Linked DNA regions of Mus musculus: regions 2 and 3 are each linked to region 1. The links are chromatin contacts, found by Hi-C or POLR2A ChIA-PET in ENCODE. All regions are on one chromosome and are shown on one strand. The core of a region is the stretch at or near the end of the contact, and the rest is flanking DNA. Distances in the headings are between cores, read along the strand shown. Region 1 holds the start of Gfod2 (glucose-fructose oxidoreductase domain containing 2). Region 2 holds the start of 4933405L10Rik (RIKEN cDNA 4933405L10 gene). Region 3 overlaps Ranbp10 (RAN binding protein 10).

Evidence for each region. A loop is a pair of places that touch in the nucleus more often than their neighbours do. ChIA-PET counts read pairs that join two places held with the same protein, here RNA polymerase II (POLR2A).
Region 2: a loop to region 1 is called in a map of heart, with 2.2 times the contacts of the local background. The contact joins the promoter of 4933405L10Rik here to the promoter of Gfod2 in region 1. A Hi-C loop is called at or near these places in 6 of 37 maps with a recorded cell type or tissue (heart and mouse trophoblast stem cell). POLR2A ChIA-PET finds 5 or more read pairs at or near these places in 4 of 5 experiments (Patski and embryonic stem cell).
Region 3: a loop to region 1 is called in a map of CH12.LX, with 2.0 times the contacts of the local background. The contact joins the enhancer-like site here to the promoter of Gfod2 in region 1. A Hi-C loop is called at or near these places in 1 of 37 maps with a recorded cell type or tissue (CH12.LX). POLR2A ChIA-PET finds 5 or more read pairs at or near these places in 3 of 5 experiments (Patski and embryonic stem cell).

The regions. Positions count from the first base shown.
Region 1 is chr8:105,757,138-105,760,051 of GRCm38, reverse strand. It overlaps Gfod2 (glucose-fructose oxidoreductase domain containing 2), which reads left to right and starts at 1,445. Exons shown (of 3, transcript NM_027469.5): 1 at 1,445-1,598.
Region 2 is chr8:105,706,847-105,709,760 of GRCm38, reverse strand. 4933405L10Rik (RIKEN cDNA 4933405L10 gene) reads right to left here and starts at 1,472. Exons shown (of 4, transcript NM_027655.2): 1 at 1,246-1,472; 2 at 748-965; 3 at 177-361; 4 at 1-100. The coding sequence starts at 1,329. Enkd1 (enkurin domain containing 1) reads left to right here and starts at 1,553. Exons shown (of 8, transcript NM_198299.2): 1 at 1,553-1,604; 2 at 1,838-1,937; 3 at 2,018-2,212. The coding sequence starts at 1,853.
Region 3 is chr8:105,798,219-105,801,132 of GRCm38, reverse strand. The region is part of intron 3 of Ranbp10 (RAN binding protein 10); the gene reads left to right. Among named protein-coding and RNA genes, the nearest start is that of Ranbp10, 28 kb to the left of the region's middle. Within about 2 kb of position 1,517, at least 1 of the 3 ENCODE cell types and tissues checked has a DNase peak (open chromatin) inside an H3K27ac peak, as active enhancers do.

The DNA.
Region 1 (2,914 bases), core at 196-2,695:
TATGCAAATGACGTCTACTGGGTAGAGGCCAAGGATACTGTTAAGCATCCTATAGCAAAAGGCTCTAGCCAACAAAAAACTATCATGCTTCAAATGACAGTAGTATCCCTACTGAAAAACCTTGATCTAAGAATTACCATGGTCAAGAAATAAAAAAAAGTACATCCAATTTTTAAAAAAGATATTTTTATTTATACAAGTACATTGTTGTTGTCTTCAGACACACCAGAAGAGTGTATCAGATCCCATTACAGATGGCTGTGAGCCACCATGTGGTTGCTGGGAACTGAACCCTGGTCTTCTGCAAGAGCAGTCAGTGTTCTTAACCACTGAGCCACCTCTCCAGCCCAGCACATCCACTTTTTATTTTTAACTCTGATCCTTTGTCTCCAATGGACAGGAGACAAAGGCCCATTTGAAGAAGAGGATTCAAAGTTAAGATTTTGTTTCACTCTGGAAGTTGCCAGGGGTAGAGACAAAGTGGTAATGGTGGCAAGTCCTACAACTGATAAAGGGTCACAGAACCCCCTCAGGTCAGCAGGCATAGTCTATCTCTCCAGCTTGCTGTGGGATGAGGACTGGGAGCCTCCCTTTTTGCAACTAAGAAGTAACCAAGAGAGTCTTCCCACACACATACATAAACAAAAAACCAACCCAGTCACATTCTACAGAGCCAATTTCACACTGAAGTCAACCGGCTTCACTGTAAAACTAAGGCTGACCTCATTACAAGATGTATTTCCCTGGGAGAACACAGGCTCCATAAGGAGGTCAGGGGAACTTCAGATTACAGCCTAAAAGAGAAACGACGTTTAAAGAACAACTAAAGAACACCCAGAGAAAGAGACCAGACACCTGAGCAAACACGAAAGCCAATCTTTCCTGTCAAGAAATCTGACCAGGCCCGGCATGGTGGCGCACACCTTTAATCCCAGCACTTGGGAGGCAGAGGAAGAGGCAGAGGCAGGCGGATTTCTGAGTTCGAGGCTAGCCTGGTCTACAAGTGAGTTCCAGGACAGCCAGGGCTATACAGAGAAACACTGTCTCGAAAAAAAAACAAAAAACAAACAAACAAACTAAAAAAAAAAAAAAAAAAAAACGAACAAAAAAGAAATCCGACCAGTTGGAGATACCTGTGCTTCTACATAGGTCGTTGTCGAGACCTTCATTCCAGGAAACACTCTAAAGCATCTATCTACATTCTTGAGGCCGGTTGGCAAATCTGAGAGCGCCCGAAGCTGGAAGCACAGCTACCATCAACACATCTACCACCGAAAACTTGACAGCAATAGGCTCCCTGAAGGTTTCCCAAGCACCACCCCCAAGGCGCGAGCATGCGCAGCTCTTCATCCCGGCCCCGCCTCCCGCGGGTCCACCTCCCATCACTGAGCATGCGCTGTCCTCCTGCCGCCCCGCCCCTCCGTACCAGAGACCCCTGTTCCTTAGAAACCAGGCGGCGTGTTCCCGGTATCGGTGCTTTGGATTCCGGCGCGCGCGCATCCGCACTAGCCTCCCTCAGGGCAGGCGGACGGCCTCGGAAACCCCTCCGGATCCATGGTCTCTCGTGCAGCTCTGGGCGGGCAATGCCAGCATGCCAGGTGAGAGGCAGCCGGCGGCGGGCGAGGGTGAAAGAGGGCATGGCGCGGCCGGGAGCGGGCGCTGGCCCGGCCTCTGCCGCCGCCCGGCTCCGGAGGTTGGAAGCGAGTATACGCGGGGGCCCTGGCTGGAGGAGGGCTGTGCTAAATGCCAGTGTGTGCACGGCATTGAGTACGAGGTCGCTCCGAGGTTCGTTTTCTCCACCTCGGAGATGGGACCTGCTACATTCGGACGCAGAATTTTGGATCCTGTAAGGATCTTGCTTGAACCTAACCCATCCCCATAAAGATGTGAAACCCTAGGCTACCCCGCCCATTGCGGAGCAGATCACCCCATTACCTGAGTGAGGATGGGCGCTTTGTGGATGAGGATTTGTGAGGTGTGGACACTTCAGACAAAGGACTCGTCGCCTTACTAGCTATTGAAAAATGAGATTGCACTTGAGGCAGAAAGTATGTAAGAAACTGGTGTTCAGGTAAAAGCTTGAAAAAGGAACATCCTAGAAGCATTTGATTTACCCTGCCAGCCCTGCCTGAGTGCCTGGTTGGCCATGGCCTGCTTTTGTAGCTCAGGAAACAAACAAACAAACAAACGGATGGACTTGTGGAAACAAAAGATGAGATGAGGTGTTTCTGTCAGGGCTTTATTACAGCCCTGGTGAGGAAAGACATGCCTGGAGAGATGGGCATTGGTGAATGGCCATGAGGACAGTTTGCCTTCCGGACTGCCTCAGAATCTAAAGAACAGGACGGAAATGTAAAGGTATAAAATTGCGTTGGATAGACAGCAAGGAAGTTATCTTACACTTATGTTCCTTGCTCCCAGTGTCCTGCTAAGTAAAGAGTACATGAGAAAGAAATGAAAACCGGCCGCAGCACTAACTTTATGATTTGTGGCCACAAAGACTTTTTTATTTTTTCCCCCCTCGAGACAGGGTTTCTCTGTGTAGCCCGGGCTGTCCTGGAACTCACTCTGTAGACCAGGCTGGCCTCGAACTCAGAAATCCACCTGCCTCTGCCTCCTGAGTGCTGAGATTAAAGGCGTGTGCCACCACTGCCCGCGCACAAAGACTTCTTAATGGAAGACCATTCAGTTGAAAGAAACAGCCCGTATGATATGAAGTGGTAAAGAGAAGATGATTGTCTTTGAGTAGGGGAAGCTAGATTTGTTTGTGATAGGAAACTCACTTCCTCCTGAAAAACTACACCAGAGAACACAAAAGCTGCAGGACACCCATTTTACAGAAATCGAGAAAATTAACTCTTTAGGACTAGAATTGAAAACATGTTTTGGAGCCCAGAAGTGGAGATTTTTGTAG
Region 2 (2,914 bases), core at 223-2,722, 50 kb after region 1:
TCCTCCTCCTGATTCAGCTCTGGGTTGCAGTAGTTGATGTATTGGTACAGTGGCCGCAGGCGCTGGGCTTTTCCTGCAAGAACCCAAGGCAGAGCAAAGGCTAGAACACCAGGCTGTGCCATGTCAGCCTCAGAAGACAAAGAAAACAAGAGAAGAGCCCAGGGACTGCCACTCACGCTCCAACCCCAAGGTCTCGGCGGCGGGTGCGGATGCGCTGGCCACAGCGGGCGGCACAGGAGCCCCGCCACTCTTGCGTTTCTTGGCTTTTTTGTGCTGTTTCGAGGACAGTGAGGATTCACTGTGGCTGCCTTCTGGCTCCTCCTTCTTCTGCAGCACCCCCGGTGGCAGCTCAACTTCTGACCTAGGATGGACATGGTGCTTGGCCCTGGGAGGGCTGGGGAACCCAAACCTGGGACAAGAGGCCTGAAAGAGGCAGGCTTCAGTCTTTGGTTCCTATATCTTGAGCCTAGGGCTTACCCCTGCCTGTCCACTAGAGCTAGTTAGCTGTCCATTTCTTAGACAGTGAAGCTCCAAGCCCAGTAGAGGCTCAGCATTTATGGTAGCTCAGTCTCCTTGCAAGATCTAGAAGTCCCAAATCCATACCAACCCCCCAGCCCCCAAGTTCTAGAGTTGGGAGTGAGGGGTATTGGTCAAAGACAAGAATCTCTGCCTTGAAGGAATGGGGATTTAGGAATCTCCGGGCATAAGACCCACCTTCCCAGCCCTTCCCTCCGAAAGCCCTCTCACTTTCTCTTGGGCCCATGAGCTGGTCTCACGATGGATGACGTAGGCTTGGGTCCTCTCTCCTCTCCTGCTTCCACCCCTGCATTGAGCCCTTCCTCTCCCACCTTTATTCCTTCCTCCTGGAGCTCTGGCTCTAAGCTGTGCCCCACGGGACACTTGTCTTCGCCTGGGCTCCTGCAGGTCTCATGTGCCGGCACCAGACACTCTTCTGTTCCTGGACACTAGAAGATACACATAGGTCATTGGGAGCCGATGGCCAGGCAAAGTATTGTGGGGATCAGTTATTCAAAGCCCAAAGCTGCTGCAATTGGAGTACATCTCCCTTGGTTGGGGGGGTGGTGGTGTCTCCTAACTACATATTGGCCACAAAATATGAAGGTAACCAGCTTAGGCCTCTCTACTTGTAGGGCTTGGCCTGGCAGTTAGAGGGTTGGGTTACCTAGAGTCCCACCTCTCCTGCCCTACCCCTCCATCTCCCGAGCTTTGAAATGCCCAAGTCACCTCAAGGCTCTCTGCAACCTGGGCTAACCCTACTGCTGCCCCATTCTGGGTTTCTGGCTGCCTCTTGGCCCCTTCTGAGGCCATAGGCTATGAGGAATCAGTGCATCCCTCGACAGTTGATCAGAGAAAACCTCAGGCCCAGAGCGGGGCTGGACTGGTACTCAGTGCTGGTAGGGGAGACAGGTTGAGAGGTAAGGCTCCTGTTGAGACCCGAGACTTAGAATCACTCCTCATCTGGAACTACAAACCCCAGAAGGCTGTTCGCCTTAGTCATTTGACCCCTGACCTCAGGAAGCCATTTGTTGCCAAGCAACAGCAACTCCTACCGGCTTGCAACAGTTGGCGGTAAAACTGCTCCAGTGAGAGCCCTCGCTGGGGCTTGGCGGGGGAGGGGCGGCGAACCCCTCTGGGCAGTGGGCTAGTCGCGGGGCGGTGGTACAGTCTGCGCCTAGAGACGGGCGGTCGTCGAGGGGTGGGGCTCGGTGATGGGGGCTACCGCGGGGATGCAGGGCTCGGGTGGAGGGTGGAAGCACCCGACAGGGATTAGAGGGGAAAGTTGCGCAGCGCAACAGGCCCTGGTGCACTGTTGCAGGGCTGCGGTAGGATCATGTGCGAGGGCCCGTCCCGCATCTCTGGACCCATCCCCCCAGACCCCACTCTCTGCCCGGACTACTACCGGCGGCCGGCCTCGGGTGAGTTGCGGGGTGCCTCGGCGGGGCGAGTACCCCGCCCCACCCCTGAGCACGGCTTTCCACCGCGTCTTGCTCCTCAGCCCAAGGACGCCTGGAAGGAAACGCGTTGAAGCTGGACCTGCTGACTTCAGGTCGGGACCTGGACTCCAGTCCTCCTCGTGGCCCTCGCATCAGGCCTGAAGCCCGAGAGATCCTAGAGCGTGGCCAGCGAGGCGTGGGGGACGTGCTGCTGCAACTGGGGTGCATCTCCCTCGGTTCGGGGGTCTCTCCTAAGAGTAAGTCCTTGCAGACGGGGTATTGAGGCATTCTTAGGTCAAAAGCAGAGATTAAAATAGGGTGCTTCTTAATTGCCTTGAGCCCATGCAGTTAATGTTCTTTTCTGGGTCTTAGTTTCTCTAGCATAAAAGAAGGGCAAAATACAATACCTCCTGGCAGGATCAGAGTCTATCCTTCTGCAGAAAGCCCTCGCTTCAAGCTTTCACACCTTGATGGAGCATTGTTTACTTAGTGCCTACTTTGTGCCAAACCCTGTAGCTGTTAGGAAAACGGGGTTAAAAAGTATGGGAGTCGTCCCAGGGTAGGGTAGTATCCAAGGGAGGCTTCCCCTTCTCTGAGGAGAAGAGAAAGGGGTAATGGGGGGGGGGGGATTTGGCACAGGCAGGACTGGGAGTAGAGGGGCTACAATTGGGATGTGTGAATTTAAAAAAAATTGGCGGGGGGAGTATGGGAGTCACAGTTGGAGGCAATGAACAAGACAGGCCATGTGTATAATATACACGGTGATTAATGGTATGCTAAATCATAAAATGTAGAAGATAACCAGGAGGGTGACTGTGGAAGGGAATAAGCTGATAACTGTGCTGTGGGTATGATGTCTAACTTCCATGAAGAGGCCTTGGTTGTATTTAAAAATGTGTGTGTATGTGTGTGTGAACCCAGGGCCTCTCTTCTACCAGACATCTCCCAGATTGTCTGAG
Region 3 (2,914 bases), core at 268-2,767, 41 kb before region 1:
AAGGCATCAGATCTCATTATGGGTGGTTCTGAGCCACCATGTGGTTGCTGGGATTTGAACTCAGGACCTTTGGAAGAGCAGTCAGTGCTCTTACCCGCTAAGCCTCCTCGCCAGCCCGAATGTTTTTGTTTTAATCCAAGTTATGAGATATGGACTGCTTCAGATTGTCCGCAGCAGGTGACTATGATTTGCCTAGTGATTTTTGCCAGCTGGAGATAGTACTGTGACTGTGACATTTGGAATTCTGGGGACTTTTCAGAGGGCATATAAATGCTAGAGCCTTGAGAGGCAGAGTCAGTTGGTGGGTTGTTGGTTGCTGTCGGTTGTAGTTTAAGTAGTGGTGCAAAAAGAAGAAACAACAAGAAGAAATTAGATATCCTGACTGTAAAGATCAAACTTGCCCCAAGGAACTCAACGCCCCTAATCAGCAGGAAGTCTAACAATAGCCCCCCTTCCTGACCCCGACTTTATTCAGGGATCTCTTTCTTTTCTCCATATCCTTTTTTCTCTCTTATCTAGGTTTAAGGGGTTGAAAGGTGGGAGAAAAAGGGTGGAGGGAAGAAGAACCCACAGGTAGGGAAATCTCGCTACAACATACATCCCTTCTTCCAATCCACCACACACATAGAAACAAGACAATGTGAAACAACAAAGCAAAGCAAAGCAAAGCAAACCACCTACGAGTCAGTACATTTTAGAGAAAGTCATTTTTGTTTTGTTTTGAGGGTTGTTTGGGTGAGAAATCAAAGCTTGTTGGGTTTGTGAGTGTGGGGTTTGCCCCTAACATGTGGTAAGGGCCTTTTGTGCTTTTGTTTGCAGGTCACCTGGAGATGGGTGTATGGATTATGCTCAATACGGAGGGAGGACTAGAAAGTGGGGCTTAGTCACTTCTTTCTGGGGAGCCATGGATATCCAGGTACCCGTGGGGAGTCACAGGAAAGTACAAGAACCTCACCAGGGCTGGGTGTGCTGGCACACATCTGTCAGGAACCGGAGGCTGGAAGCTTGTGAGTTCTCAACCAGCTTAGGCCCTTTAGTAAAATGCACTTTGCCGGGCGGTGGTGGCGCACGCCTTTAATCTCGGCACTTGTGAGGCAGAGGCAGGCAGGCGGATTTCTGAGTTCGAGGCCAGCCTGGTCTACAGAGTGAGTTCCAGGACAGCCAGGACTACACAGAGAAACACTGCCTCGGAAAAAAAAAAAAAAAAAAAACCAAAACCAAAACAAACAAATAAACAAACAAAAATTTTGCTCTTCAATTTAAAAACAAATAGTCAGGTGTGATGGCTCTTGCGTTCATCTCAGGAGAGAAAGATCTCTTGAAGCCAGCTTGGGCTATGTAAGTGAAACTCTGTTTTAGACAAACAGAAATACCTTCAGCATGGATAAGAACTGTGATCTGAGGGGTGCACTGAGCGCTCCGGCTGGTTGGAGGAGTTAGGTGCCCTCCCTCCTCATGTTCTGGCAACTCGCCTGGAATTGCTGGGTGGGGTCAGTGTCAAGCTGCCGCTTCAGCATTTATAAGTGGTAGCAGCAATACTCTTTCATCCTGAAAGAGGCCACTAGAATGAAAAGGATCACCCTTGATCCTGGGCCAAGGAGGCCCTAGAGGTTGGCCCCTGTGGGCTAGCTTTTCCAGTGTTGCAGGGAAACTTGTCAGGGCACGTGCCCTCATCTTCTTGGAGGTCTGTCTTCTCTAGACAGGCTGTGGGTGTCAAGTTGCCTTGCTCCCTTTGTTGTGGAGCTTCTGGGGAAGCAGCACCAGGTCTGTTTCCACAGGAAGCTTGGGAAGCTTTCCTTGTTTCCATTATAGCATTGTGTGAACAGAATTTTCCTTGACCCTCGCCCCCCAGGCCCTTTGCTCTTGGGGCTGTAGATAACCAAGTGGCCTCGTGTTCTAGGCTGTCTGTTCTTGGTGCTTTATGGGGGGTGTCTCATTCATTGTAACCCAATAATGCATCGTGCACATACTCTGTGATGGGCACTGAGTGTAGCCCTGAGGTAACTAGTCTCCCCTTCTGTGAAACTTGCCCAGTAGGGGAGAAACATGTAGTTGAGAACCCCACATTGGGCATCCGTGCTTTGAAGGGACTGATCAGGGCGGGATGAGTCAGGCCAGGGTTGTGAGATGACACGTGGTAAGGGGAGGTCAGATGGGGAAGAAAGCTGTAGGTAGAATAAAGATCCTGATAGAAGAGGTACAGAATTGCTGAGGTGTAAGAGGATGACTGGAGGCCAGTGGGACTGGGTTGTACGGTTGGCAGGGTCCAGTAGGGCGTGTGGATTGTCTTGGGTGTTTTGAGGAAGCCACAGTACAGGTTGGAAGGACAGCAACAGCTACAAGGGGACCAGTTAGAACCTGTCTCAGTGGCCCGGAACTTCATGAAGTGACCTGGACAGAATTCCTGGGGGAGAGATGGAAGCGGCTAGCTCTTTGGGAGGTGACTGAGCAAGCCCTAGTGCTTAGAGCAGTGGACAGTTGGACTGTAAGCTGTTTGTTTATCTCCAGAGAGTTGCTGACCATTGCTTGTAAAAATGAAGTTTGGGGTTGCAACTTACTTGGCAGAGTGTTTACCTGGCGTGTAAAGTTTCAATCCCTGGCACTGCAGAAGCCCACACATGGAGGATAGTTATGCAGCCTCTAATCCTTGCTCGCTGGGAGGGAGCAAATCAGTCAGAAAGTTCGGGTTTTCTTGGCTCTTTGGTGAGTTTTGAGGCAGTCTGAGCTATATGAGAGCTATGTGAGACACTGACTCAAATTTTTATTTTAACTTTTTTGTTTGTTTGTTTGGGTTTTTTGTTTTGTTTTTCGAGATGGTTTCTCTGTATAGCTCTGGCTGTCCTGGAACTCACTTTGTAGACCAGGCTGGCCTCAAACTCAGAAATCAGCCTGCCTCTGCCTCCCGAGTGCTGGG